2 separate regions of the Homo sapiens genome follow, and region 1 is linked to region 2. The links are chromatin loops, found by intact Hi-C in ENCODE. Cell type or tissue: heart right ventricle. All regions are shown on one strand. Each heading gives the region's core, and the rest is flanking DNA. Links, peaks and the distances in the headings are about the cores only. Region 1 overlaps STK38 (serine/threonine kinase 38). Region 2 overlaps MTCH1 (mitochondrial carrier 1).

What was found. Hi-C counts contacts between places; a loop is a spot of excess contacts. Peaks named below come from ENCODE experiments on the same cell type or tissue, not always from the same donor. Only the 100,000 strongest peaks of a DNase experiment are listed, where the experiment ranks them.
Region 1: it touches region 2 in a loop (3-fold over the local background); 1 of 110 quality-filtered maps calls a loop at or near these places.

Annotation. Positions count from the first base shown.
Region 1 is chr6:36,537,621-36,542,007 of GRCh38, forward strand. STK38 (serine/threonine kinase 38) reads right to left here. Exons shown (of 14, transcript NM_007271.4): 2 at 2,452-2,587. The coding sequence starts at 2,582. Among named protein-coding and RNA genes, the nearest start is that of STK38, 7.7 kb to the right of the region's middle. In heart right ventricle, for the core only: a CTCF peak has its summit at 2,660; no DNase peak of the experiment used is centred there; H3K27ac peaks cover 2,663 bases.
Region 2 is chr6:36,977,179-36,981,565 of GRCh38, forward strand. MTCH1 (mitochondrial carrier 1) reads right to left here. Exons shown (of 12, transcript NM_001271641.2): 3 at 1,327-1,433; 4 at 900-977; 5 at 456-513; 6 at 21-72. Among named protein-coding and RNA genes, the nearest start is that of MTCH1, 6.8 kb to the right of the region's middle. RefSeq lists an enhancer at 3,550-4,150. In heart right ventricle, for the core only: CTCF peaks have their summits at 381 (motif pointing right), 2,308 and 3,922 (motif pointing right); a DNase peak (open chromatin) is centred at 2,336; H3K27ac peaks cover 3,591 bases.

The sequences.
Region 1 (4,387 bases), core at 163-4,162, 440 kb before region 2:
GGTGTGGTGGCTCACACCTGTAATCCTAGCACTTTGGGAGGCTAAGGTGGGAGGATCACTTGAACCCCGGAGTTCGAGACCAGCCTGGACAACAAAGTGAGACCCTGTCTCTACAGAAAATTTTAAAAATTAGCCAAGCATGGTGGCATGCACCTGTAGTCCCAGCTACTTGGGAGGCTGAGGCAGGAGGATCGCTTGAGCCTGGGAGGTCAAGGATGCAGTAAGCTATGATAGTGCCACTGCACACCAGCCTGGGCAACAAAACAACACCCCGTCTCGACAAAAAAAAAAATATGCTAAATGAAAGATGCCTTGCTCAAATGAGTACATACTACATGTTTCCATTTATGTGTTCCACTTGTATGAAATAGGCAAAACTATGATAGAAACAAAATCACAACCAGGCACGGTGGCTCACGCCTGTAATCCCAGCACTTCAAGAGGCTGTGGCAGGTGGATCACGAGGTCAGGAGACTGAGACCATCCTGGCTAATACAGTGAAACCCCGTCTCTACTAAAAATACAAAAACAAAATTAGCCGGGCTTGGTGGCAAGCGCCTGTAGTCCCAGCTACTCGGGAGGCTAAGGTGGGAGAATGGCGTGAACCTGGGAGGCGGAGCTTACAGTGAGCCGAGATCACGCCACTGCACTCCAGCCTGGGCAACAGAGTGAGACTCCGTCTCAAAAAAAGAAAAAAAGAAAAAAAAAAAATCACAACAGTGGTTGTCTTTGTCTAAGGTTGAAGAACCAAGAGGCATGAAAACTTTTTCTGGGAGACGTAATGTTCTGTTTTGATAAAGGTTTAAGTTATACAAGTGTATGCAATTGTCAAAACTCATAAAATGGTACCCTTGAACTTGTGCATTCCATTGTATATAAATTTTACACCCTTCCCCAAAAAGTATAAATACTGAATTCTAGTTAATGTTATATAAGCAGAAATATTCAGAAGTATACTGATGTCTACAACATACCTTGAAGTGAGGCAAAAAATTAAGATGGATTGGCCGGGCACAGTGGCTCACGCCTATAACCCCAGCACTTTGGGAGGCCAAGAGGTCAAGAGATCAAGACCATCCTGGCCAACACAGTGAAACCCTGTCTCTACTAAAAATACAAAAATTAGCTGGGCGTGGTGGCGCATGCCTGTAATCCCAGCTACTCGGGAGGCTGAGGCAGGAGAATCACTTGAACCCAGGAGGCAGATGATGCAGTGAGCCAAGACCACGCCACTACACTCCAGCCTGGGTGACAGAACAAGACTCTGTCTCAAAAAAAAAAAAAAAAAAAAAGGAAATTAAGATGGATTAATGACAGATACAAGAATGGATAGATGGATATGCAGTTAAACAAATATAATAAATAACCATTATAGACTCTAGATGATATATATGTATATATTCACTGTTTATTACAAGTTTTCTGTACTTCTGAATACTTTCATAGTAAAATATTGGGAAAAATTTTTTTTTAATTATGAGTTACAGCCAAGCAGTGGCTCATGCCTGTAATCCCAGCACTATGGGAGGCCGAGGCAGGTGGAATGCCTGAGGTCAGGAGTTCAAGACCAGCCTGGCCAACATGGTGAAACCCCGTCTCTGCTAAAAATACAAAAATTAGCCAGGCGTGGTGGCTCACACCTGTAGTCCCAGCTACTGAGGAGGCTGAGGCACGAGAACCGCTTGAACCCAGGAGGCAGAGGCTGCAGTGAGCTGAGATCATGCCATTGCACTCCAGCCTGGGCAACAGAGTGAGATTCGATCTCAAAAAAAAAAAAAAACCAATAAATAAATTATGAGTTACTAAGTGGACAGTATACACCAGATCAGTAATAACAATAGCTGATACTACCACCATTAACTAAGTGACTACTATGTGTGAAACACTATGGTACATACTCACATATGTTATATCTAATCCCCAACACAATCCTGCAAGGCAAGTAGTATTATCCCCATTTTCCTGATGAGGGAACCAATTCACAGAAAGACTAAGGAACTTATTAGAGCTTCATACAGCTATTCAATGAAACTGGCAGGACTCTAAACCCAAGTCTGACTCCAAAAGGGCTGCTATTCCATTATACCACTCTGCCTTAACAATCAACTCCTTGGATTGGGCCTAATTTTTTTTTTTTTTTTTTTTTTAAGATACAGAGTCTCAGTGTTGCTCAGGCTGGCCTCAAATTCCTGGGCTAAAGCAATCCTCCCAACTCAACCTCCCAAGTATCATTTTTTTTCTTGGATTTCAATAGAAGTTTGTGTTATTGACTTGTAGGCATAAGTGGGTTAATGGCAGGGACTTTGAAAAGCCCTTTCACTGTCATTCCATTATGATAGTCTATAATAAGGCTGCTACTATTCTTGTCTCCTTTCAGCATTATAAGTGTTTTACAATACGAGAAAGGAATGCCACAACCATGACACAATTTTTTCAAACAAAATTCTTTACCTCATTTCTCGTTCTTCATGTTGAGCGATAAGGTTGCTATAAAAATTCTCCAGTGTCACTTTGGTCATTGTCACCCTTTCCTTTGTGTGGTTACTCATGGATGAGCAAGGTGTTGAGCCTGTCATTGCCATGGCTGCTAGAAACAAAGAAAAGAAGAGGTGTTAGATTTGGAGTTAGAATCCACCCAGTGTGCACTCTCCTACCCTATTGGTAGGAATGTAAATTGGTGCAAGTTTTCTGGAGGACAAACAGGTAATATGTAACAAAAGCCAGAGAAAGAGAATACTTAGTGAAAATAAATATAAATTACTGTCCTATGACCCAGAAATCCCACCCCTAGGTATAAAGACTAAAGAAACCGTCACACAGGCTTCTAAAGTGACATACACAGGATGTTCAGCACAGAGAGGATGTTCATCATGCCTTAATTTGTGTTATGGGAAGTTGGAGGCACTTAAGTAAGAAAATAAAGAGCTGTGGCTGCATAGGAAATACCATGCAACAACCAGAAAACCAGAAGCAACTTTACCTGTACCTGTAAGTCACACAAATATATCTTTTTTTTTCTTTTTGAGATGGAGTTTCGCTCTTGTTGCCCAGGCTGGAGTGCGACAGGATGATCTTGGCTCACCGCAACCTCCACCTTCCAGGTTCAATCGATTCTCCCACCTCAGTTTCCCGAGTAGCTGGGATTACAGGCATGCGCCACCACACCTGGCTAATTTTGTATTTTTAGTAGAGACGGGGCCACCTCGGCCTCCCAAAGTGCTGGGATTACAACTGTGAGCCACCGCGCCTGGCCCACACAAATATATCTTTATTTATTTATTTATTTGTTTGTTTTTGAGAAGGAGTCTCGCTCTGTCGCCCAGGCTGGAGTGCAGTGGCGCGATCTCCGCTCATTGCAACCTACACCTCCCAGGTTCACGCCATTCTCCTGCCTCAGCCTCCCAAGCAGCTGGGACTACAGGCGCCCACCAATACACCGGGCTAATTTTTTGTATTTTTAGTAGAGACGGGATTTCACCATGTTAACCAGGATGGTCTCAAAACTCCTGACCTCATGATCCGCCCATCTCAGCCTCCCAAAGTGCTGAGGATAACAGGCGTGAGCCACCGTGCCCAGCCCACAAATATATCTTTAAAACATATTAGTGCAAGTGCATATTGCATTTTTAAAAAGAGAACAAGATCACAATACCATATAGATAAATTAAGAATATATAGTAAACCACACGCCTGTAATCCTGGCTTCCTGGGAGGCCAAGACAGAGGTCTGCTTGAGTCCCCAAGTTTAAGACTAGCCTGGACAACATAGTGAGACCTAAAAAAAAATATACAGTATGCATACAGTACAATTCTTTGCCATCTAAAAATCTACCTTGAAGAAATCAAAGACCCATAAAAATTCATCACAAGGAGGTGCAATGCAGCATTGTAATCACAAAGGGAAATTAGGGATAACTTGAATATACACAATAGAATTAATTCAGTATGAAAAAGCCCTTCAATAAAATAATGTGCAGACAATTAAAATATGTCCAAATAGTTAATGTCAGAGGAAATGTTTCCACTCTAAGTCAACAGAACACATTACAAAGCAGAATGTATATCACGATCTCAATTTTCTTTATGTGTTTACTGTATATGCACATAATTATTAGAAACATATCATCAAAATGTTATTAGTGGCTTACCTGTAGGTAGTGGGAATAGAAAATGTTATTCTTGCTTGTGCTTTTTCCATGTTTTTCTTTTTCTTTTTTTTTTTTTTTGAGATGGAGTCTCACTCTGTCGCCCATGCTGGAGTACAATGATTCAATCTCAGCTCACTGGAACCTCTGCCTCCCAGGTTCAAGCGATTCTCGTGTCTCAGCCTCCCAAGTAGTTAAGATGACAGGCACCAGCCACTGTGCCCAGCTAATTTTTTTTTTTG
Region 2 (4,387 bases), core at 319-4,318:
CAGTCCCAAGAGTTACCCACCTGTACTTGGCCTCCCGTCCCACAAACTGGACCATGCAGCGCATTGAGATGACTGAGGAAAAAAAAGAAAACACACACAGGTGATGTGGTGGGCCACACTTCATAATGCTCCAGCCACCGGGTGCCAGGTGCAGAGTGGCCACTGAACAACGTGGCCTATTCAGAGAGCAGGAGAGGAAGAGGGCCTTTCGGATTCCCTGTTACACCCCATGACCACAGCATGCCATTTCTACTGCCTGGGAAGAGCCCCACCTCCCTTTGGAAAGAATTCCAATCTCTCCTCAGTGAGGTGGGTTCCAGTAGAATACCCCCAACCCCACTACCACTTCCCAACAGGTCTACGGCTGTCTATGTACAGTCCACGAGGGGGCGCCCCTCACCCCACGCCCCCGACGCCAGCTTAGATACAGTCTCGGGGGAAGGGGGGTGGCTTACCATGCAGGGGGTGGGCCAACATGCGGGACACACACTGCATCATCATCTCGTAGGAGGTCTGGAAGAGAGCATGGGGTGGGGACTCGCCACCCTCGGCCTGTCTCTGGAACTGGCCCTCGAGGGGAGCTACAAGTGCTCAGGAGGGAGAAACCTGTCCCAGGGACTGCACATGGGGTCGGTCTGCCAAGGATGGCTCCACCTGTTGCCCACTCCCCAGTCCCCCACCCAGGAGTGCTGTCGGGTCCCAGGCTAGGCCCAACAATGGCTGAGAAGGCTTTCCGGGGTTCCCGGCACATCCAGGCCAGGGCTTCTTCCCTTACCATCCCACCCATGCATACACAAGGACCCAACTCTTCGACTTGTCAATGACCCGCCCAACTTGGGGGTGAGAAATCATCAGGCTCCCCTCCACGCACCTCTCCCTCTCCAACTCTCAACACCCACCTCCTTCACAACTTTCTTCAGGGAAGTCTTCATATCATCCTTGTTGGAAACCTGCTCAATCTCATCTGGAGGGAAAACCTGAAACAGAGAAGGGAAAGAACCAAGTTCAGCTACGCCTCTTCCATGGAACTCTTCGGGGACTTGGGCGGCAGGAACCAGCTCCAAATATTTCCTCTGCAGTGTCTATTGGCTGGGCCCACCTCAGGTAACCTCCAGGTCTGGAGCTTGGGGGGAAAAGAAAGCCACTATCTGGTGTCACAGCTGTGGGAAAGCAGAACTGTGGGGTGGGAGCTCCCCCATGGGGCTGGAGTGAAGCCCCCAATGGTCTGGGAAGGAGGAGGCAAGACCAGGGTAACTGGCTGCTGCAGGGGTGGCTGGGAGTATGAGGAAACCTCGGGCGACTGTTCCTGGCTTTGTGTGGGCTCACCTTCTTCATGCTACCCCGAGTCACAGTAGAGAGGGCGTTGGACATCAGCCGGGGACTCAGGCCTCGGAACAGCCCTATCTTACCATCCACTTGCACGATGTACTTGGCTGTAAGAAAACAGAGGTGGCAGAGGAGTCACACCCAGTTCAGGGGCACCCACTCCTGGGTCACACACACCCAGACCAGGCTCGGCTTGTCCTTCAGGTAACTGCTGACTACAGGCACAGAAGGTAACATCTGTCCAGGACCTGGAAGCAGTCAGGCCCTAACCCCCAAATGTCTTCTAGCCCATTTCTTTTAGTAAAAGCCTCAAAATGTATTTCTGACAAACAAGTTCATATATTTTCTTCCTTCCTTCCCTCCCTCCCTCCTTTTTTTTTTTTTTTTTTTTTTTGCTTTAAAAACTTTACTTGGCAAACTCAGCCATGATTTCTCAACTCAGCAACTTAAATGCTGCAACACAGAAAACAATTCTGTTACTTAAAAATTACATTTTTCTTGAGGAAAAGAAAATAGGAAAAACAGAGAAACTGCCCGCAGGGAATGATGAAGTCTTCAACCTAAAGGAGGGAAAAAGGAAAAGAAAGGGCTCCCAGAAGACAGGCTCAAGAACGCCCCCTGCACATGCCACGGCCAGGGCAGTCTCCACCCTGTCACTGTGCTACACCCAGGATACCACCTGGCACCAGATGGCATTGATTAGTCAAGGGAAAAACAAGTCTATGGAGAAGTAACTAAAACAGGAGCACCAATGAACAATTCCATAGAATAAACTTAAATGTTATGGAAGCTAGACCCTACCTGTGTGAGTTAGTGTTTCTTTCACTAGGGTCTGTCTTTCTAAGGATACGATTCATTGTTTTCTATCAACATTTTAAACATGTTTTAAATGGCAGGGTGGTATTTTTATAAACCTGTGCATCTGGAAGCTAGCAGAACATTCTCTCAGACAGCATGCTCCCCCTGTTAGACCATGACTTTAGCTCTCTGGCACCGCGCAGAGGCAGGAAGAAGCAAATATGCCTTTTGCTCCTCCGCAGATGTCTGCCAGCCCAGCAATTCAATGTCACAGCTAGCATGGGTTTTTCATGAGGCTGAGAACACCTGTTACCTGTATATGTGATTGCCTGAGATGAGGGTGGGCTGGAAGGAGAGGAGGAGGAGGGGAGGGGATGCTGGGTGACTTGGCAAGGAGCCCTCTTCACAGAGTGAACAGGCAAAAGGAAAATTTGCTTTGGGGGAGGGTGGATCCTAGTGAGGAGAGGGAGCCTCAGGACCTCTGTTTGTGATCCTGAGCAAAACATCGACCCTCTTCCATCTGCCCACCTGTAAAAAAAGAAGGAATAAGGACCGTCATTTCTCTCCATTTCTGAGAGAACTGAGGAACAAGTGAGAGCGGAGGGAGGCGTGCTGAAATGCCTGCAGGGGCCTCTGTGGGTCCCAGGGCCTCCCTCATTCTGGGTCTTTCTGCAGTGCCAGGAAACCCTCTGGGAAGTTCTTTCTTCTACACCAGAGAATGTCATGACAGCTGCAGTACTTTCAGCCATGACAAGTAGAGGAGCAGACACTGTCCACACTGTACCAGAGAGCCAAATGGCGGGTCCCCTCTCTGACTCCAGAGTAGGCCTGGTGTCCAGAGATCCCCAACAGACATCTGCTCACACCTAGATTAAAGCTACATTTATATAAACCAGGCTGGGGGCACACCTGAGAACTCTGCTCATCCTCAAAAGAGACAGTTAAGATGGGGGTCAAGTTCCCTCTGCTCTAAGTCCTTTTGGGAATGGCTGTGTCACATGAATAGAGATGATCTGGGCTCTAACCTCGCCTCTCAGAACACAGCACGTGCAACCAGATCCAGAAAAAGCCCCGTGCAGGGCCGCAGCCATCTGCCCCGGCTGCCTTACCTCTCTGTATACTGCCTCACTACACAATGGTGGGGTGCCTTCCTACTTCTGTCATTCCCCTCTCCACTACGCTGACAATTTTTAAGTAAAAAACAACACAAACACATTTCCTCACAAGATGACACATTCCACCTGGCCCTAGACTCTGCACTCAACAACACAGGGACAAAACTGGAAGAGAAATATGACACCCAATTCTGCCAACAGCATGTGAAATGGAAAAGGTAAGACAGAGGCCAAGCCCCAAGTTACTCAACAGAAAGATAGATTCTGGAGAATATTCTAGACAACCAAACAGGTAAGAGCAGAGGTGCAGGAAACTGGAGGGGATTTGCCTGCAATGGAACTCCAGCTGTGAACACGGAGAAAAAGGGCACATTTAAAGAAGGCCTTCATCATGGTCATCTGGTGAGGGTAGGGACTGGGAGAGGGACAGTGAGGGTGAACATGAAAAGGCCCTGGCCAGACGGCACCTGTGGGCCAGGTGATGGGCAGCAGAGGCAGCAAGGTGGGCTTCTTGATGACAGTTGGGGAGCTTGCAGGAAGGCCTGGGCAGGAGAAGCTGACCTTACTTTGCAGACAAGGGGTGCAGCCAGGCCACAGCAGGTAAGTGGCCCACCCAAACTCACGCAGCACACAGAAGTGAAGCTGCAATTCACTGCACACCATTCTGTAACCAACAGATGGAGACACCAGAGTGAGTGAGCACCACTCACTGCCTGAGGAATGCAGGGGAAACAAGACACCCAGGTGGGATAAAAGAAAAAAACTCAAGAGGACCCCCCGGGCCTCCTGCTGGAGTAGCAGGGCCAGGCTGCTCACAGGACAAAAGGAAATCACCCCCACGCATGTTCCAGGCACAACCCGGGGCAGCAGAAATAATAGGGACCAGTGTCCTAGATTGGCTCCTCTCTCAGGCACCTGTGTCTGTCCCCTCCTGCTGTCTGGGCTGGCAGCTGGCAGCTACAGGCAGAGGAGCTGGACCAAAGCTGTATGGTTCACCTGCTCGCACCCCGACACCATGTCCTCTCTGTACACGCTTAGATCCCCTCCTCCATGCCAGCTCGACTGCGTGCCATGCTGCGCAGTGAGTTCCCCGGGGCCAGCTGGTCCTGCTCCCCACCTGAGGCCTCTTTTCTGTTGGTGTGGGCTTT